Linked DNA regions of Homo sapiens: region 2 is linked to region 1. Evidence: read pairs that join two places in POLR2A ChIA-PET (ENCODE). Cell type or tissue: HepG2. All regions are shown on one strand. Links, peaks and the distances in the headings refer to the core of each region. The heading gives the core; the rest is flanking DNA.

Region 1 (10,567 bases), core at 4,461-8,460:
GTGCCCTTCAGAGGTTGAATGATTGTCCCATTTTCTTTTGTTTCTGTCTCTGATTATTCCTTTTGTCTGCCTTTTCCCTCCCTTGACCAGTGGTTCTCAACCAGGAACAATTCTGTGCCCCAGGGATTCTTGGTGACATTTGTGCTTGTCATGATTTGGGGGACCCCCTGGTTTGGAGTTGGTGGAGGCCAGGGTTGCTGCTCGGCACCCTGCAGTACCCAGGACGGCCTCACCCCAGAAAATGATCCAGCTTTAAATGTCAATAATGCTTTAAAAACCCTACCATACGGGCTGATGACCTGAGGTCAGGAGTTCAAGACCAGCCTAGCCAACGTGGTGAAACCCCGTCTCTACTGAAAATATGAAAATTAGCTGGGCATGGTGGTGTGCACCTGTAATCCCAGCTACTCAGGAGGCTGAGGCAGGAGAATCCCTTGAACCCAGGAGGCAGAGGTTGCAGTGACCCAACATCATGCCACTGCACTCCAGCCTGGGCGACAGAGCGAGACCCTGTCAAAAATAAAAAAAAAAAATCTACCCTAGATCAGTGATTCTTCACCAGCATGGGCAGCTGGGACTGTGTGGGCCCGGGAAATCGTGTACAAAGTTTTGTGTGTGCACCCAATTTCGTGCAGAGAGAAATGGGTACTTTGGAGTTTAGCTTCTCAAGTCAGACTGCCTGGGTTCAGAACTCCTCATTTTCATCCTCGGAGCTGGGTGGTCTCGGGTGGTCCCCATCTTTCCAAGCCTCAGTTTTTCTTCTGTGGAATGGGGATTATAATAGTAACCACCTCAGGTGTGTGAGGATTAAACCAGGCAAGGTATCAGCAAACTGACCAGAAGGCCAAATCCACCTCTGGCCTGTTTTTGTGAATGAAGGTTTGTAGGAACACAGCCACACTCCTTGGTTTATGCGTTACCTGTAGTTGATTTCGAGCTAAGAAGGCACAGTTGAACAGTTGCCATAGGGAACTTAACGCCTGCAGAGCTGAAGACAATCTGGCCCTTTTCAGAAAAACCTTTGCTGACCCCTAAAATAAGCTATCGCATGTACAGCACTTAACTGGGTGCCTGGAAAGCTGTAAGCACGCCAAGGATTTGAGCTGAGGTTTATAATTAAATCTTCCTAGAAGGGTGAATGATTCCAAATGCGGGTGAGCTCTGCCCCAGATTGGAGGATCCTTGAGAGCTGTCGTCTTACTCAATTCTACATTTTTTCTTTTTTATGCCAAGACCCAACAGTGGCTCTGGTAGGAAGTGCTCAGTACAGGCTGAAGGAACAAAGGGGTGGTTTGAGATAGGGTCTTGCTCTGTCGCCCAGGCTGGAGTGCAGTGGCACAATCTCTGCTCACTGCAGCCTCGACCTCCCAGGCTCAGGCCCTCCCACCTCAGCCTCCTGAGTAGCTGGGACTACAGGTATGCACTACTACACCCAGCTAATTTTTGTATTTTGTTTTAGAGATGGGGTTTCACTGTGTTGCCCAGGCTGGTCTCAAACTCCTGGGTTCAAGTGATCCTCCACCTTGGCCTCCAGAGTTCTGTGATTACAGGCGTGCCCCACTGCACCTGGCCCGTTTTCTCTTTTACTGAGGTGGAAACAGAGACCCAGAGAGAAATGGCCTCCCCAAGGAACGTGACCATGTGGCTGTGAATTTTTCAACAATCGCAGGCTTTCCTGAGTCCATAGGGTTTAGACGCTGCCAGATGCTGGCGTTCAAAGGGAAGATGGGTCTGTCAAGAGATAGAAAGCCTTGTAAGAGATGCTGGGCCAGAGATAGGAGTTTGCAGGAATACTAGATTCTCTCCTGGCGGAGTTGGGCAGGGGAGGTGAGCACTTGAGTTTGAGTGGCATGTACAGGGTTTGGTGTAGGCCCCACAGATGACCCCCAGCTGGTGAGAGGCCTCCTATGCACACTCCTGGGGTTGCAAGGAGCAGTTGAGAGCTTTTATGTGTGCAGCGATCTCCTGGTGGCATTTTAGAAGGAAGTAGGCTTCGATGTGGGGAGTGGGCAGGAGACTGAGCTAGAACTCGGGTATCCTAAGAGGGAGTGAGGAGCAGGGCACCCGGCTCTCCTGCCCTGCTGTTGGTGAGAAGCACCGTGGATTTGGGATGGAGTTGGGCAGAGTGTTCACAGAAGGTAGTGGGTAAGAGCGGGCCCTTCCTACTGGGGTGTGAGGAGGTAAGACGACCTCAGTTTACGAGGATGTTCTATTTTTTTCCATTGAATGATCCCTTCTGGGCAGGGAAATAAGGAAGAGAGGTGGTTGTGAGTTTTTTGTTTGTTTTTAGAGACAGGGTCTCACTTTGTCACCCAGGCTGGAGTGCAGGGCCCAATCACAGCTCACTGCAGCCTCCAACTCCTGGGCTTAAACAATCCTCTCGCCTCAGCCTCCCAAGTAGCTGGGACTACTAGTGTGTGCCGCCACATCAGGCTAATTCTATTTTTTTTTTTTAGAGTCTCTTTTGTAGGGTCTCACTATACACTGTATTGCCCAAGCTGGTCTTAAACACCTGGACTCAAGCGATTCTCCCACCTCGGCCTCCCAAAGTGCTGGGATTACAGGTGTGAGCCACCGCCCCGACCGAGGTGGCTGTGTTTTGATTTTGTTTTTATTTTAATGATAAAATGAAAAGGTGGGATGTGGAGTCATCGGCTCAGAGCCGAAAGGGACGCTGAAGCCCCCAACATTGGAGCTGGCGCCACCCCCATGGGCCAGCACCCTCCCACCCTCACTTCTGCGGCCTCTGCCTTGAAACCAGGCCTCGGCCATGGCTCCTGAGCATCCATAAAGCCCTCGCTGTTGGGAGACACAGCAGGCCTTCTTTGAGATGCTGTCCCACAGCCAAACCCTACAAGTTGTGATTGTTCCAAAGACACCGAGTGCCAAACGGCAGTTGAGGAAAATGCCGTCCTCATGCTTGCTGGACCCCCCTCTGAAGAGCAGAAAACTTTCTTACGGGAAAGCCTGGCTGTTGAAGCAGATTTGAGAACCGTTTGATGATGTCCCCCACCTTGGGGACAGCAGAGAAGCCACAGGTCCTGGCACCACTGGCCTGTGTCACATGCTGGGCAGGGCCTGTGCTTCCCTTAGTTGAGCAGTCCTCCACCGTGGACCCGCAGTTCTGAAACCCAGAATAGCCTACAAGCAGAAGGTTTTCAGAAAGCTCACAGCAAAGTCATTTTGGACAGAAAAAGCTGACCTGTACTGACTTCCAGCCTTTCTTCCCACTTAGTGGCCATCAGTGATTTACAGCTGGGGGCGGTTTGGCAGTGTCTGGGGACATGTGTGGTTGTCTCAACTGGAGAGTGTTTCTGGTGTGCAGTGGGGGGAGCCAGGGGTGCTGCTCAGCCCCCTGCCGTGCGCAGGACAGAATCATCCACCCAAGATGCCCACAGTGCCACAGGCGACAGACCTGCATTAATTATTTGGGAAAAAAATTGAGCTTGCTCCTGCTCACACTGGACAGCAGAATAAACTTCTGATTGGGCAGAGGGTGGAAATCAGGGGGTCCCCAGCTCCTAGGATTCACCTCCTTGCTCCCTCTCCCCTTAGTGTGTGGATTTATTTTATCTTTTGTTTTGTTTTGTTTTGTTAGAGACAGGGCCTCACTTTGTTGCCCAAGTTGGCCTCAAACTCCTGGGCTCAAGCAATCCTCCATAGTTTGTGAATTTCAATGTGTGCAGCCTCCTGGGACCTTAGTAGAGCAAATGATCATGGGACACAGAGTCTCTTGGGGATCCGTGGCATCCCCTAGCCCAGGGTGTCTAAGCTGGGGCACTTCTGCTCAGCTCTGTCCCAGGGTAACAGGGATGGGGTAGGGTGGAGACCCTGAGGCTAAGAGGTTCTCTGGGATGTGGCGGCGGGGGCCGGGGGGGGCGGTGTTCCAGGAGGGAAAGCAGCACGTGCAAAAGCCCTGGGGTACAGAGGCACCGGCGGCACTGGAAGAGAGGAGTGTGACTCAGTGAATGCAACTCTTTCCACTTTCTGAACCCTCATTGGGTCCCTAGCCACCTGCCACCCTGTCCAGTTCTCACACCTCAGTTTAAGAGAGAAGGAAACAGGTACACCAAAGAACCAAAGATGAGATTTCTTGGTTTATTCTGTGTTAGTTCCCTGCGAAGGAACGCACATCCCCCTCCACACACACACCCCTGCCCCCCACACCCCTCAGCGTGGATCGTGCTAGGCCCTGTGTGCCTGGAATGCTAAGCCGAGTTCCAGCTGTCACTGGTAGGATCTTGCGTGTGCCACCTGTCTGGGCCTGTCACTCCCTCTGTAAGAGGGGGCTGTGACCCCCGCCTTCTAGGTTTATGCGGGGACTCAGCCAGGTCTGATTTCTTTTTTTTTTTTTTTTTTTGAGATGACGTCTTGCTTTGTCACCCAGACTGGCGTGCAGTGGTGCGATCTCAGCTCAGTGCAGTCTCCACCTCCCAGGTTCAAGCAACTCTCCTGCCTCAGCCTCCCGAGTAGCTGGGATTACAGGCACCCGCCACCACACCCGGCTAATTTTTGTATTTTTAGTAGAAGCCAGGCTGGTCAGGAACTCCAGACCACTTCAGCCTCCCAAAGTGCTGGGATTATAGGCCTGAGCCACCGCTCCTGGCCCAGGTCTTGTTTCTGCTGCTTGCTGTTGCCTCTTCCAAATCTGAGGTCACCAAGTGAGGTGTGTCTGCCTGGGGATCCTGACCTGATGCCGCCTGTTACAGAATCATTTCCAATGAAACCTCTGAAGAGATGTCGGCACCATTCTCAGCTAAAGACACCTGGTTGGGTGTGACCCTCATCTCAAAGACCCCAGACTTTGAAGAGAAACTCTTTTCTTGAGGCAGGGTCTCACTCTCTTTCCCAGGCTGGAGTGCATTGGTGTGATCACAGCTCACTGCAGCACGGACCTCCTGGGCTCAAGCGATCCTCCTGCCTCAGCCCCTCAAGCAGCTAGGGCTATAGATGTGTGCCACCACACCCAGCTAATTTTTTAATGTTTTGCAGAGATGGGGTCTCCCTATGTTGCCCAGGCTGCTCTTGAATTCCTATGCTCAAGTGATCCCCCCGCTTTGGCCTCCCGAAGTGCTGCTGGGATCACAGGTGTGAGCCACTGCGCCTGGTCTTTTTTTTTTTTTCTGAGATGGAGTTTTGCTCTTATTGCCCAGGCTGGAGTACAGTAGTGCGATCTTGGCTCACGGCAACCTCCACCTCCCGAGTTCAAGTGATTCTCCTGCCTCAGCCTCCCAAGTAGCTGGGATTACAGGCGCGCACCACTACGACCGGCTATTTTTTGTACACTGGGTTTCACCTGTTGGTCAGGCTGGTCTCGAACTCCTGATGTCAGGTGATCCGCCTGCCTCGGCTTCCCAAAGTGTTGGGATTACAGGCATGAGCCACTGTGCCCGACCAGTCTTTCTTTTTTTTTTGAGACGGAGTTTTGCTCTGCCACCCAGGCTGGAGTGCAGTGGCTCTATCGCAGCTCACTGCAGCCTCCACCTCCCGGGTTCAAGCGATTCTCCCGCCTCAGCCTCCTGAGTAGCTGGGACTACAGGTGTGCGCCACCATGATTGGCTAATTTTGTTTGCATTTTTAGTAGAGATGGGGTTTCACCATGTTGGTCTCAAACTCCTGACCTCAGGTGATCCACCTGCCTCTGCCTCCAAAAGTTCTGGGATTACAGGCGTGAGCCACCATGCCAGGCCAAAAATTACCATCTTAATCAGTTATAAATGCACAGTTCAGTGGCTTTAAGCACATTCACACAGCTATGTAGCCATCGCCACCATCATCTCCAGAAGTTTCTCATCTCCCCAGGCTGAAATTCTGTCCCCATGAAACATTCACTCCCCAGCCCCTGGCACCCCCAATTCCACTTTTGGTCTCTGTGAATCCAACGACTCTAGGGACCGCCTAGGAGGGGAGTCACACAGGTTTTGTACCTTTGTTTCTGGCTTATTTCACTGAGTGCGACGTCCTCAAGGTCCGCCCATGTTGTAGCCTGGTCAGGATTTCCTTTTCATGGCTGCGTAGCGTTCCGTCGTGTGGCTAGGCCACATTGTGTTGATCCACTCACCTGTCCGTGGACACTTGGGCTGTTTGCTTTTGGCTATTGTAATGCTGTTGTCAAAACGTGCTTAAAAATAAAACAAAAGAAACTCCGTAAACCAAAAATCTTCACCTTTCGGGTGGCATGTGTCTGTTTTCCTTGGGCTTGGGGGTCAGGAGACCTGACTGGTTTGCTCTCTGAACCCTGTTGGCCGGGGCGGATGACGTCAGCTTTTGTGGTTTCACTTTCTGGTGGTGGTTGACTGCCGTGGGCCCTGATGTGTCGTACATGAGATCTTTGGATTCTGGGACTGGCTGCCCGCCGGCTCTAGGCAGTCCTGATCCCAGACCTCAAAGTTCTGGGCTGTCCATTGTGTCCTGAGATGGGGGCGGAAAACTCATTACCATCCCGCAGGAGCTTTCAGGAAGACCGTAACTCCCTGTCCAGCGACACAAAACACAGCTCTTGTAGATTTCTCCCCCTTTAAAACATTGAGCTGTGATTCCCACACCGCTGTGATCCCCACACCGTGAAATTCAGTGGCATTTGGTGCCTTCACAGGGTTGTGCAACCATCACCACTCTCTGGTTCCAGAGCTGTCTCATCGCCCCAAAAGGGAGCAAGGAAGCTGGTCCCCACCAGCTGTCACTCCCCTTCCCCTCCCCAAGCCCCGGCACCCACGCGTCTCCTTCCTGTCTCTGGATGGGCCTGTCCTGGACATTTCATAGAAATGGAGTCGGTGTCACACCCTGTGTGTGCTTTGGGTCTGGCTCTTTTGCTCTCTGTTTTGTTTTGTTTTTTAATGATTGCTGATGGATGTTGCTTTCCCTGAAAGGGAAACAAAGCTGTGGGCACACCCAGTGTGTCTGGGACTATGCTTGTTTAGTGGCGTGGAGGTCCACGTCGCCGGTGTCATCTGAGTCTGACGTCAGCCACTGTTTAAAGCGTGGCGGGCCAATGCCTTGCTTGTCTCTGGCGCGGGGTGGGTTATGCGGTCAGGCAGCCCACGCCTCATTTTCTAGGGGGTGGTGGCTGTTCACCTCATGTAGAGGCATTTTAGGGGAACCAAGACACTGAACGCCTCTGATCTTGAGTGTGGGGGCAGGTCAGGCGCCTGCCGGGCGCGGATCCTGCCGTGCCTGTGGCTCCAGTGGCCTTGAGTGAACACCTCCATCCCCAGTCCTGCCGCATAGGTCACTGCGCCGAGGTCATGAGACGGTGTTGTGTCAAGGGCCTGGTGCACCCACAGGCTCTTCAGGTCCTCCTCTTCTAGTCCAGCTTTCTCCCAGTGGGAGCTGTGGATGTTGAGGCCGGATCATCCTCTGGGATGGAGCCGTCCTGGGCACTCCAGGGCACTGAGCAGCGTCCCTGGCCTCCCCCCACTCCATGTGAGACAACACCAAGTGTCTCAGCACATCCATCGAGAACCGCTGGTCTGGGAGAGAGACAGAATCTGGAGAGACATGCACGCACACACACACATGCGCGCGCACACAGCTTCAGCAAAATCCAGTGGGTCAGTAGAATCCACGGCTTTCCTCAGCATTTGCCTCCTGGAGGAGGCCGGGTATGGTGGCTCACACCTGTGATCCCAGCGCTTTGGGAGGCCAGGGTGGGAGGATTGCTTGAGGCCAGGAGTTTGCCAATGTTCATGGGCAGGTATTTTACATAGTTGACGTTCTAGGTCTGCGAAGTGCTCAGGTAGGTCATCTGCATGGTTTTAATGCTTTTGGTGCCCTGCCTCTGATGCTGTCTACACGGGGATGGTTGTAGGTGAAGGCCTCTGTGTACGCGTGCACGGGTGTTAACCTACGTGTCTCGGGCCATTAGACATCTGTGCACTTAAAGTTAAAATGGACATTTGCATAGACGTGATAGGAAGTGTCGTTTTCTTATAAAAGAAGCTGCCCCTCGGGCAGCTGGCTCCTGGGACCGCAGCACAGTGAGCAACGCGCAGCTGCTCCCTCCCTCCGTGTCCCTCGGCCACCGCCCTTCACTGCTCCCTTCCGTGTGATGACAGCCCGTTTGTTCTCCTGTCTATGTGATCCTGGGCATGCGACCACGCGTCCCTGCCCAACCTGGCTCAGTTCAGCTGGAGACAGGGCCGACCCGCTTGTTGGAGTCGTCACGAGGACTGAGGTGCGTCCTGAGATGCCTGCTTGCCAGGTGTTAGTGTCGGTTTGCTGGGGCCGCGGTGACAGAGTGCCATAGACCAGGCAGCTGAAACAGAGTTCATCGTCTCTCAGTCCTGGAGGCCGGAAGTCCATGATCAAGGTTCTGTCGGGGCTCGTTCCTTGTGAGGACGTGAGGGCAATCTGGTGTCCCTGCCGTGTGGCCGCGTCACCCATCTCTGCCCTCGGTGTCCCTGCCCTGTGGCCGCGTCACCCATCTCTGCCCTCGGAGTCCCTGCCGTGTGGCCGCGTCACCCATCTCTGCCCTCGGAGTCCCTGCCGTGTGGCCGTGTCACCCACCTCTGCCCTCGGTGTCCCTGCCGTGTGGCCGCGTCACCCACCTCTGCCCTCGGTGTCCCTGCCGTGTGGCCGCGTCACCCACCTCTGCCCTCGGTGTCCCCGCCGTGTGGCCGCGTCACCCACCTCTGCCCTCGGTGTCCCCGCCGTGTGGCCGCGTCACCCATCTCTGCCCTCGGTGTCCCTGCCGTGTGGCCGCGTCACCCATCTCTGCCCTCGGTGTCCCTGCCCTGTGGCCGCGTCACCCATCTCTGCCCTCGGAGTCCCTGCCGTGTGGCCGTGTCACCCACCTCTGCCCTCGGTGTCCCTGCCGTGTGGCCGCGTCACCCACCTCTGCCCTCGGTGTCCCTGCCCTGTGGCCGCGTCACCCACCTCTGCCCTCGGTGTCCCTGCCGTGTGGCCGCGTCACCCATCTCTGCCCTCGGTGTCCCTGCCGTGTGGCCGCGTCACCCACCTCTGCCCTCGGAGTCCCTGCCGTGTGGCCGCGTCACCCACCTCTGCCCTCGGTGTCCCTGCCGTGTGGCCGCGTCACCCACCTCTGCCCTCGGTGTCCCCGCCGTGTGGCCGCGTCACCCATCTCTGCCCTCGGTGTCCCTGCCCTGTGGCCGCGTCACCCATCTCTGCCCTCGGTGTCCCTGCCGTGTGGCCGCGTCACCCATCTCTGCCCTCGGTGTCCCTGCCGTGTGGCCGCGTCACCCACCTCTGCCCTCGGAGTCCCTGCCGTGTGGCCGCGTCACCCACCTCTGCCCTCGGTGTCCCTGCCGTGTGGCCGCGTCACCCACCTCTGCCCTCGGTGTCCCTGCCGTGTGGCCGCGTCACCCATCTCTGCCCTCGGTGTCCCTGCCGTGTGGCCGCGTCACCCACCTCTGCCCTCGGAGTCCCTGCCGTGTGGCTGCGTCACCCACCTCTGCCCTCGGTGTCCCTGCCGTGTGGCCGCGTCACCCACCTCTGCCCTCGGTGTCCCTGCCCTGTGGCCGCGTCACCCATTTCTGCCCTCGGTGTCCCTGCCCTGTGGCCGCGTCACCCACCTCTGCCCTCGGTGTCCCTGCCCTGTGGCCGCGTCACCCATCTCTGCCCTCGGTGTCCCTGCCGTGTGGCCGCGTCACCCATTTCTGCCTTCACATCCACACAGTGTTCTCCCTGTGCATGCGTCTGCATCCAAATGTCCCCTTTTTATAAGGACATTGGTTATTGCTCTAGGGACCCGCCGTACACTGGTATGATGTCATCTTACCAAATTCTGTCCGCCAAGATCTTATTTCCAGGTGAGGTCGCATTCCAAGGTCCTGGCAGTTAGGACTTCAGTGTATGGATTTGGGGGACACAGTTCAGCACACGACAGTATTCAGCCCCTGGAGCCGCCTGTCAGCGTGGCTGCGCGCAGAGGGTCCCTGGGGCCCAGCTGGGGAGTGGGACCTGGCGGCAGAGACCCCTTGCACTGTGCTGGCTCAGAAGGAGGAGCCGTGGCCTCCTGGGTGCTGGGTCAGAGTTTCCTTGTAGGTGTTTGTGGCTTTAGTCACTTCTTGGAGAGCAGATCTGGGCACAGAGCAGAGAAGAATAAGAAATTATCCAGAGGCAGCTGTCACTGTAGAAGATTCCTTCAGGCCTCGCCCTTCCTCGTCCATCCCGAGGCTGGCGGCCTCTTGGCCAGGCCCTGTCTGACCCAGCCTGAATCCGAGCGTCTGATCTCAAACCTGTGCTTCTCCTCACGGTGGTTCCCCAGCTCCTGAGGCCTCAGGCCTGCCCCTTGCCTCATGCGTCTTGGCACACAGAGTGCAACTAAGAATAAGGTCCACTATGCACGGGCTGGGCCCGGCCCCGGAGGAAGGCCGGTGACACACAGCCCCGCCACCCTGTATGTCAGCCAGTGAGGGACAGAGATGGGGAAGACCCAGCTGCTCAGAGACACCAGAGGCCCTGGACAGGGAGTGGATTCCAGGGAAGGCGGCTGCCCAGCCCAGCCCGGAAGGAGCAGGTGGAGAAGGGAGGCCCAGCCAAGGGAACCTCATCGCAAGAACAGAGGATGGGGGTCCCATCCCACGGCCAGGGCCTCCCCAAGGGCTGC
Region 2 (10,567 bases), core at 4,233-8,232, 57 kb before region 1:
CAAACTCTTGACCTCAGGTGATCCACCTGCCTCGGACTTGCAAAGTGCTTGGATTACAGGTGTGAGCCACCACACCCAGCCTTCAATTTTTTTTAAAAAAAGGAAAAACGATTGTGATAGGCCTGAAAACACTGAATACACTTAATAGACAGGGGCTGAAAACCAAACACAGTTAATGGTTATTCATTTCAGAAAACTCCATAGCTTAAGTGGTTGTTCAAATTCTGATATTGACATTTCATTTAGAAACAATTTTTAAAATTTATTTTTATCTTTCCTAGGAAGGTTTTACACACTTTTATAAAAATTAATGTTTAGAGGACTGACATAGGAAAGCAGCTTCCAGTTAAAAATAGTGTGCCCGGGCTCGGTGGCTCACGCCTCTAATCCCAGCACTTTGGGAGGCTGAGGTGGGTGGACAACCTGAGGTGAGGAGTTTGAGACCAGCCTGGCCAACATGGTGAAAGCCCCATCTCTAATAAAAATACAAAAAAAATTAGCCGGGCGTGGTGGCGCATGCCTGTAGTCCCAGCTGCTTGGGAGCTGAGGCAGGAGAATCGCTTGAACCCAGAGGCAGAGGTTGCAGTGAGCCGAAATCTCACCATTGCACTCCTGCCTGGGCAACACAGTGAGACTCCATCTCAAAAAATAAAATATAATTGCTGGAGGGAGATAACAAGACTGAAAACAGTACAGTCAGGAGACTTCTAAGTCAACCCTTCTCAAGAATATGCTGGAAGTTACAGATGCTTTCCCCAAAAAACACATCAATGCACCAGCACACAAAGTTGTTCTCAAAGTTGTTCACAGAGCCCCTAAAGAAACTTACTCATCAACCCAATAGGGTCTAGACTGACCATGGATCAAGGATCTCTAAGGAAAAGCAACATGTTCCATTTGGGTGAAAGGAGATCTGACGGGCAACCTCCCTCATTAGCTCAAGGAAAAAGGGAACATTCACAGGAAAGTTAGATGAGTCCTAAGAGAAAATTTGTAAAATTTTTTTGAGACAGGGTCTTGCTTTGTCACTCAGGCTGCAGTGCGGTGGTATGCTCATAGCTCACTGCAGCCTCAGCCTCCTGGGCTCAAGCGGTCCTTCCACCTCAGCCCCCAGAGTAGCTGGGACTACAGGCGTGAGCCACCATGCCTGGCTAATGTTTGTATTTTTTGCAGAGACAGGGTCAATGTTGCCCAGGCTGGTTTTGAACACCTGGGCTCAAGTGATCCTCCCACCTCAGGCTCCCAAAATACTGGGATTGCAGTTGTGAGCCACTACACCCAGCTTTCCAAGAGAACATTTGGAAAACAGTTCCCCTGCTTGGTGGCCTGGCAAATGAGGTGTGGCTTTGTACAGGGTGCTCAAGGTCAAATCCAGAGTCCACTACTTTTTTTTTTTTTTTTTGAGACAGAGTCTCACTGTCACCCAGGCTAGAGTGCAATGGCACCATCTCGGCTCACTGAAACATCAGCTATTCTCATGCCACAGCCTCCTGAATAGCTGGGCCTAGAGGCGTGCACCACGACGCCCAGATTTTTTTTTTTTTTTTTTTTTGAGACAGAGTTTCACTCTTGTTGCCCAGAGCTGGAGTGTAATGGTACTGTCCCAGCTCACAGCAACCTCCACCTCCCGGGTTCAAGCGATTCTCCTGCCTCAGCCTCCGAGTAGCTGGGATTACGGGCATGCACCACCATGCCGGCTAATTTTGTATGTTTAGTAGAGATGCGGTTTCTCCATGTTGGTCAGGCTGGTCTCGAACTCCTGACCTCAGGTGATCCGCCCATCTCGGCCTCCCTAATTTTTGTATTTTTTGGTAGACATGGGGCTTCACCATGTTGGCCAGGCTGGTCTCGAACTCCTGACCTCAAGTGATCCACCCACCTCAGCCTCTCAAAGTGCTGGGATCACAGGTGTGAGCCACTGTGCCCAGCCCAGATTCTACTCCTTTCTAATTGTGTGACCTTGAGCAAATTATTTCCGTTTTGTCTTCTGTAAAATGGAATGTGAATAGTGATTATCTCATGGGGTCGTGAGGGCTAAATGAAGAACCACATGGAAGTACTTGGCTGGTGCTTGGTATACAGTAAGCATCCAATACATGTTCATGACGATAATGCACATCAGCACTCCTGGTCTTGATTTTGCTAGGGACATCTCACAGGCGGGACTTTTCCCAGGCCACCAAAGGTCATTCCACCCTCTATGTCCCAAAGTCTACTATACTATGTCTCTACCATCTAGGTACCCACAGTCTATCCTGACTCATCAATGAGGTTCCGTATCCTTCACAATTTTGGGTGCTATTTGATTTGTATTCATTGTCAAAATGATTATGGCAATACAAAATGAAACGGCAGAAAACACAAAATCACACATAATTGGAACACCCCAATCATTGCGTAAATGATTCATTTCTTCACGTCTCTGTCCAGCCTTTGTCCTTTTGTGAATGGATCAAATTACTAGTACTATTTTGAAGCCCTTGTATTTTTTAAACTTTACCTCCAAAGCGCTTTCCGTCTTAGCATATACTCTGGATCAGCACAGTACTGCAGAAGACAAACGGATCTAGCTAAGTGGCCAATGTGAAACACTGAAACAGAATGCTGAAATAAAGGCCAGGAGCAGTGGTTCACACCTGTAATCCCAGCACGGCGGCTCGCACCCATAATCCCAGCAGGGTGGCTCACACCTGTAATCCCAGCACAGTGGCTCGCGCCCGTAATCCCAGCACAGTGGCTCACGCCCGTAATCCCAGCACGGTGGCTCACACCCGTAATACCAGCACGGTGGCTCACACCCGTAATCCCAGCATGGGCAGCTCACGCCCGTAATCCCAGCACAGTGGCTCACACCCGTAATACCAGCACGGTGGCTCACACCTGTAATACCAGCACTTTGGGAGGCCAAGGTGGGTGGATTGCTTGAGCTCAGGAGTTTGAGACCAGCCTGGGCAACCTGGTGAAAGCCCATCACTACAAAAATACAAAAAAAAAATTTAGCTGGGTGTGGTAGCGGTGCACATGTGTAGTCCCAGCTACCGGAGAGGCTGAGGTGGGAGGATTGCTTGAGTCCAGGAGATGAAGGCTGACTACAGGGAGCTATGATCACGCCACTGCACTTCAGCCTCAGCAACAGAGTGAAAACTCGTCTCATATAAACCCAGAAAAGAATATTAAAATAAAAACAATGAACAATGAAATAAAAAGTAAAGACACAGAAGTAGTTAAGAAACAGAACACCTTTTGTTTAAGCAACTAAATTAACACGTGATGGTTCTTGGCAAGATCCCATCCATGACAGCATTCCCGTCCACCAATCTTTTCCGAAAGTCTGGAGCTTACTGGACGTAGTGTAATGGCAACTCCTCCCACTAAAAGGCCCCGTCAGGCTGGGCACAGCGGCTCATGCTTCTAATCCCAACACTTTGGGAGGCCAAGACAGGAGGATGCTTGACCCCAGGAGTTCAAGACCAGTCTTGGCAATGTAGCAAGACCCCAACTCTATAATTTTTTTTTTTTTTTTGAGACGGAGTCTCGCTCTGTCTCCCAGGCTGGAGTGCAGTGGTGCGATCTCGGCTCACTGCAAGCTCCACCTCCCGGGTTCACACCATTCTCCTGCCTCAGCCTCCTGAGTAGTTGGGACTACAGGCGCCCACCACCACGCCCGGCTACTTTTTTGTATTTTTAGTAGAGACAGGGTTTCACTGTGTTAGCCAGGATGGTCTCGATCTCCTGACCTCATGATCCACCCGCCTCGGCCTCCTAAAGTGTTAGGATTATAGGCATGAGCCACCGCACCCTGCCTCCCACTCTATAATAAATTTAAAAATTTGCTGGGCGTGGTGGTGCACACCTATAGTACTAGCTACCTGGGAGGCTGGGGTGGGAGGATTACTTGAGCCCAGGAAGTTGAAGCTGCAGTGAGGTATGATCACGCCACTGGACTCCAGCCTGGGTGGCAGACTCCATCTCAACAACAACAACAAAATACAAAAATGCCCATTCTCAGAGCTTTCTTATAAGAAGGTGAGAAGGTGACATAAACCCACTTCTTTTCAAATTATCCATCACAACAGGGCAAAAGATAACCACATGTATGTGTCAGAGTACTAAAAAGTGGCTTACAAAGCAGCGTGCAATTGCTAATATCCAATAAGATGTCTGTTCTGGTAGAACGCTTTCCCACAGTCAATGATTTTATAGGTTTTCTGGCTGCTGTGAGTTTTCTGATGTGTGACAAGGGATGAGCTCTGGCTGAAGGCTTTCCCACATTCCTGACACCTGTAGGGTTTCTCTCCAGTGTGAGTTCTCTCGTGCCTCACAAGGGAAGACCTCTGGCTGAAGGCTCTCCCACACTGCTTACATTCATAGGGGTTCTCGCCCGTGTGAGTTCGCTCGTGCTGGTTGAGAGAGGAACGGTCACTGAAGGCCTTTCCACATTCACTGCATTCGTAGGGCTTCTCTCCGGTGTGTGTCCTCTTGTGCAAGATCAGGTAAGAGCTCTGGCAGAAGGATTTCCCACAGTCTTCACATTTATAGGGCTTTTCCCCGGTGTGAATCCTCTGATGCTGAGTCAGCGATGAGATCCTGTTGAAGGCTTTCCCGCACTCACCGCACCCGTAGGGCTTCTCTCCAGTATGAGTTCTCAGATGGCGCGTGAGGGTGGAGCTGTGCGTAAAGGCTCGCCCACACTCCTGACACTCGTAGGGTTTCTCCCCCGTGTGAATTCTTTGATGTTCGCTCAAAGAATGCCTCCGGTTGAACACCTTCCCACACTGGTGGCACTCAAAGGGTTTCTCTGCCGTGTTGATTTTGTTGTGGATAGTCAGGGCCATACCGTGGTTCAATGACTGCCCATTTTCCAAATACACAAACATCTTCCCCCCGTGTTGAATAAAGTGACTGTTCTGGCGGATGGCATTTCCACATTCATTACTTTCACAAGGTCTCCGATCTGCATATCCCAGCTGATGGTGGTTTAAGACTGAATCGGATGCCAAGCTTGTAATATCTAACTCGCTGCCACACAAGTGGTTCCCTTTAGAGCTTCCCTGTGATAAAACAAGGGCTGGGCTCAGATTACCATTTTCCCCAAATCCATGCCATGCAGTAGCCTTCTCCTGAGGAACGGCCACTACGTGAAGGGATGCCTTTTGGCTCAAAAGCCCCTGGGGGTCTTCATGGCTGTCCTCTAACTGCTTCCATCCCCCATCTTCTCTGATAAGCTTTATCATATTTATACCACTGGCTGGTTCCTCCTGCAAAGCCACCTTCTTGTAAGTTGAGTCTTGGTTTCTTAGTACAGTCATCCAATCTGAAATAAATTGAGGCGGAAACCATTTTTTTAGAAGAAGAAACAGCTACTTGAAAACCAGCGGGACAGAAGTCCTTCTGACATCTACAAGGCCTGTGCGGACTGATGTTCAAATATCAACTCTGAACATGCGGGAAGGATGGGAAAAAGAGAGATGGGTGGCAAGGAAGGCCACTGAGGATGAGATGCAGCAGTGGAAGATTGACAGTGATGGGAAAAGGCAGGGAAATATCAATGCAGAAAGAAATTACTCTGTAGGCCAGGTGCAGTGGCTCACGCCTGTAATCCCAGCACCTTGGGAGGCCGAGGCAGGTGGATCACCTGAGGTCAGGAGTTTGAGCCTGATCAACATGGTGAAACCCTGTCTCTATTAAAAATACAAAAATTAGCTAGGCGTGGTGGCACACACACCTGTACTCAAGAGGCTGAGGCAGAAGAATCGCTTGAACCTGGGAGGTGGAGGTTGCAGTGAGCCGAGATCACACCACTGCACTGTAGCCTGGGCAACAAGAGCGAGACTGTTTCAAAAAAAAAGAAAGAAATTACCCTGTTAAGCTGGGAGAATATGTCTGGCAGAGAGAAAGAATTATCAAGAAAGCAAAGAGGGAAGAGACAACTAGAAACATAGGCAAAATGGCTTCAAGAAGAAAATGGGGGGAAAAAATAGAAGAAAATGGGGCCAGGAGTCATGGCTGATGCCTGTACTCCCAACACTTTGGGAGGCTGAGAAAGGAGGATCACTTGAGTCCAAGAATTCAAGACCAGCTTGGGAAACACAGTGAGACTCCATCTCTGAGAAAAACAAAATAGGTGGGAGTGATGGCATGTGCCTATAGTCCCAGCTGCTCAGGAGACTGAGGCAGGAGGATCACTTGAGCCCAGGAAGGTGAGGATGCAGTGAGATATGACCATGCCACTGCACTCCAGCCTGGGCCACAGAGTGAGACCCTGTCTTAAGATAAATAAATAAAACAAGAAAATGAGATACTCTTTTCTCTGTATCCAGAGAGAGGTCATGTAAGGTAGTAAAGAGAAGGAGAAAGCTGCCAGAAAATGAACTGAAGGTGTCCGAGAAAGGGATCTTGGCATTCTCCTTACAGAATCAGGGCCTTGTGAAGAGCTCTCTGACCAATGTTTCCCACGATGCCACTGCCATCCCAATGGTTTCTATCTGCCTGATTCTCACCTGAACAGGAGGCTTGAGGAGTTCCTTTTTCCTCTATCCACAGGGCTTCTCTTTGCTCCAAGTGGGAAGAAGCCACTGGTTGAAAAAGTAAATACCCCGTCCATGAGGAAAGACTAGTGACTTGTGAGGTTTGTGCTGGGGAAAGTGGACCCTCTTTAATCCCCACATCAGTACATTGGTTCTTCAAGGCTTCTGAAAAAGACAAGAGTATACTTGAGAGGTAGCACAAGATAATGATTTTATTTTCTAGTTAAAAAATTACAGATCTGTGCCAGGCATGGTGGCTCACTCCTGTAATCCCAGCAATTTGGGAGGCCGAGGCAGGCGGATCACCTGAGGTCAGGAGTTTGAGACCAGCCTGGCCAACATGGTAAAACCCCATCTCTACTAAAAATACAAAAATTAGCTGGGCGTGGTGGTGCATGCCTGTAACCCCAGTTACTCAGGAGGCTGAGGTGGGAGAATCACTTGAACCCAGGAGGCAGAGGTTGCAGTGAGCCGAGGTCGTGGCATTGCACTCCAGCCTGGGCAACAGAGCAAGACTCAGTCTCAAAGAAAAAAAAAATTACAGATCTGGTTGGGCGTGGTGGCTCACACCTGTAATCCCAACACTTTGGGAGGCCCAGAGGCAGGTGATCACTGGAACACAGGAGTTTGAGACCAGCCTGAGCAACATGACAAGACCCCGGACCTACCAAAAAAAAACCAAAAACAAACAAACAAAAAAACTAGCCAGGTGTGGTGGTCTAAGCCTATAGTCCCAGCTACCTGGGAGATTGAGGTGGGAAGATCACTTGAGCCCTGGGGAGGTCAAGGCTGCAGTGAGCTGTGATCACACCACTGCACCCCAGGCTGGGCAATGAGAGTGAGACTCTGTCTCAAAAAAAAAAAAAAAAAAAAAGGGCGGGTGCAGTGGCTCACACCTGTAATCCCATCACTTTGGGAGGGCAGGGCGGGTGGATCATGAGGTCAGGAGATCAAGACCATCCTGGCTAACACGGTGAAACCCCGTCTCTACTAAAAATACAAAAAATTAGCCGGGTGTGGTGGCAGGCGCCTGTAGTCCCAGCTACTTGGGAGGCTGAGGCGGGAGAATGACATGAACTCGGGAGGCAGGGCTTGCAGTGAGCCGAGATTGCAGCACTGCATTCCAGCATGGGCGACAGAGTAAAAAAAAAAAAAAAATTACAGATCTTACATTTCCCCCAAAAATCGATACACAAATGGTCAATAAACACAGGAATGGATGCTCGATGTCATTGGTCATTAGGGGAATGCATATCAAAACCGCAATGAGATACCACTTCACACATATTAGAAAGGCCATAATAAAAAATAGTAAGTGTTGCCAAGGATGTGGAGAAATTGCAACAGTCTGCACTGCTGGTGGGAATGGAAAATATACATGCTGATACAAAACCCAGTATGGGGCTGGGCACAGTGGCTCACGTCTGTAATCCCAGCACTTTGGGAAGCGGAAGTAGGTGGATCACTAGAGGTCATGAGTTCAACACCACCCTGGCCAACATGGCAAAAATCCATCTCTATTAAAAATACAAAAACAGTAGCCGGGTGTGGTGGCGCATGCCTGTAATCCCAGCTACTGGGGAGGCTGAGGCAGGAGAATCGCTTGAACCTGGGAGGTGGAGGTTGTGGTGAGCCTAGATTGTACCACTGCACTTCAGCCTGGGCAACGAGAGCGAAACTCCGTCTCATAAAAAAAAAAAAATACAAAAACAGGTGTGGTGGTGCACACTTGTAATTCCAGCTACTTGGGAGGCTGAGGCATGAGAATCACTTGAACTGCGGAGGCAGAGGTTGCAGTGACCTGAGAGAGTGCCACTGCACTCCAGCCTGGGCAACAAAGTGAGACTCTGTCTCAAAACAAAAAAACAAAAGAAAAGCCAGTATGGCAGTTCCTGAAAAAGCTAAATTCTAAACATAGAATTACCGCATGATCCAGCAATTCTACTCCTAGTATTGACCCAAAGCACTGAAAACAGTGACTGAAACAGATACTTGTTTGCCAATGCTGACAGCAACAGGATTCACAACAGCGGAAAGGTGGAAACCCAGGCGTCCATCAACTGGTGAATGGATGGACACAGCGTGTTGTATACACACGATGGAATCTTCTTCATCTATGAACAAAGCACTGACACAGGCTACAATGTAAATGAACACTGAAAACATCACACCCAGTGAAATCAGCCAGACACAAAAGGCCACATATTATATGATTCCATTTATATGAAATGTCTGCCGGGCACGGTGACTCCTGCCTGTAATCCCAGCACTCTGGGAGGCCGAGGTGGGCAGATCACAAGGTCAGGAGATTGAGACCATCCTGGCTAACACAGTGAAATCCCATCTCTACTAAAAATACAAAAAATTATTAAAAAATTAGCCGGGCATGGTGGCGGGCGCCTGTAGTCCCAGCTACTCCGGAGGCTGAGGCAGGAGAATGGCGTGAACCCAGGAGGCGGAGCTTGCAGTGAGCCAAGATCACGCCACTGCACTCCAGCCTGGGCGACAGAGCGAGACTCCGTCTCAAAAAAAGAAAAGAAAAGAAATGTCCAGGGTAGGCAAATCCATAGAGATGGAGAGTGACTCATGGTTACAAGGGGCTGAAGGAGGGGCTGGGGAGGGAGAATTTAACGGGTACAGAGTTTTGGTTGAGGATAAAAGTTCTGGAAATGGACAGTTGTGGTGGCTGTAGTACATGCTGAATGCATTTAGTGCCACTGAACTGCACACTTAAAAGGGGTGAAAAAGGCACATTTTATGTTTATATAGAGATATATAGATAGATACGTGTGTGCATATATATATGTATATATACTTTTTTTATTTTTTTGACAGGGAGTTTTGCTCTTGTTGCCCAGGCTGGAGTCCAGTGGCACGATCTCAGCTTACCGCAACCTCCACCTCCTGGGTTCAAGCGATTCTCCTGCCTCAGCCTCCTGAGTAGCTGGGATTACAGGCATGCGCCACCACGCCTGGCTAATTTTGTATTTTTAGTAGAGACAAGGTTTCTCCATGTTGGTCAAGCTGGTCTCTCAGGTGATCTACCCCGCCTTGGCCTCCCAGAGTGCTGGGATTACAGGCGTGAGCCACTGCTGTATATATATTTTTTGAGACAGAGTCTCGCTCTGTCGCCCAGGCTGGAGTCCAGTGGTACGATCTTGGCTCACTGCAACCTCTGCCTCTCAGGTTCAAGCGATTCTCATGCCTCGACCTCCCAAGTAGCTGGGATTACAGACGTCTATCACCATGCCCAGCTAATTTTTGTATTTTTAGTAGAGATGGGGTTTTGCCACATTGGTCAGGCTGGTCTCAAACTCCTGGCCTCAAGTGATCCACCCACCTTGGCCTCCTGAAGTGCTGGGATTACAGACATGAACCACCACGCCCAGCCTACATTTTTTATCACAGTAAAAACATTTTTTTTTTTAATGATGGCTCTTTACCTTGGCAGAAAGAGTACAAATGCTCTGTGATATGGTTGAGCTGTCTCCCGACCCAAATCTCACCTCGAATTGTAATCTCCAATCGTAATCCCCACGTGTCAAGGGAGGTACCTGATGGGAGGTGATGAGATCATGGGGGCAGTTCCCCCATGCTGTTCTCGTGATAGTGAGTTCTCATGAGATCTGATGGTTTTATAAGGTTTCCCCTGCTCTCTTCCCTCTCTTGCTGCCTTTTGAAGAAGGTGCCTGCTTCCCCTTCTGCCGTGATTGTAAGTGTCCTGAGGCCTCCCGAGCCATGTGGAACTGTGACTCCATTAAACCTCTTTTCTTGCTTTTTTTTTTTTTTTCTTGAGACGGAGTCTTGCTCTGTCACCCAGGCTGGAGTGCAGTGGTGCAATCTTGGCTCACTGCAACCCTGCAACCTCTGCCTCCCGTGTTCAAGCAAGTCTCCTGCCTCAGCCTCCTGAGTAGCTGGGATTACAGGTGCCCGCCATTTTTAGTAGAGACAGGGTTTCACCACAGTGGCCAGGCTGGTCTTGAACTCCTGACCTCAGGTGATCACCCTTGTGATCCCTAAGTGCTTGGATAACAGGCATG

Evidence for each region. Peaks named below come from ENCODE experiments on the same cell type or tissue, not always from the same donor. Only the 100,000 strongest peaks of a DNase experiment are listed, where the experiment ranks them.
Region 2: POLR2A ChIA-PET joins it to region 1 with 7 read pairs; 11 of 35 experiments call an interaction of 5 or more read pairs at or near these places.

The regions. Positions count from the first base shown.
Region 1 is chr19:2,771,810-2,782,376 of GRCh38, reverse strand. All of the region lies in intron 1 of SGTA (small glutamine rich tetratricopeptide repeat co-chaperone alpha), which reads left to right. Among named protein-coding and RNA genes, the nearest start is that of SGTA, 6.2 kb to the left of the region's middle. RefSeq lists an enhancer at 239-338. In HepG2, for the core only: no CTCF peak of the experiment used is centred there; a DNase peak (open chromatin) is centred at 6,266; H3K4me3 peaks cover 1,057 bases.
Region 2 is chr19:2,828,428-2,838,994 of GRCh38, reverse strand. It overlaps ZNF554 (zinc finger protein 554), which reads right to left. Exons shown (of 5, transcript NM_001102651.2): 4 at 6,501-6,692; 5 at 2,260-5,314. The coding sequence ends at 4,143. Among named protein-coding and RNA genes, the nearest start is that of ZNF555, 7.8 kb to the left of the region's middle. RefSeq lists a silencer at 4,497-4,697. In HepG2, for the core only: no CTCF peak of the experiment used is centred there; no DNase peak of the experiment used is centred there.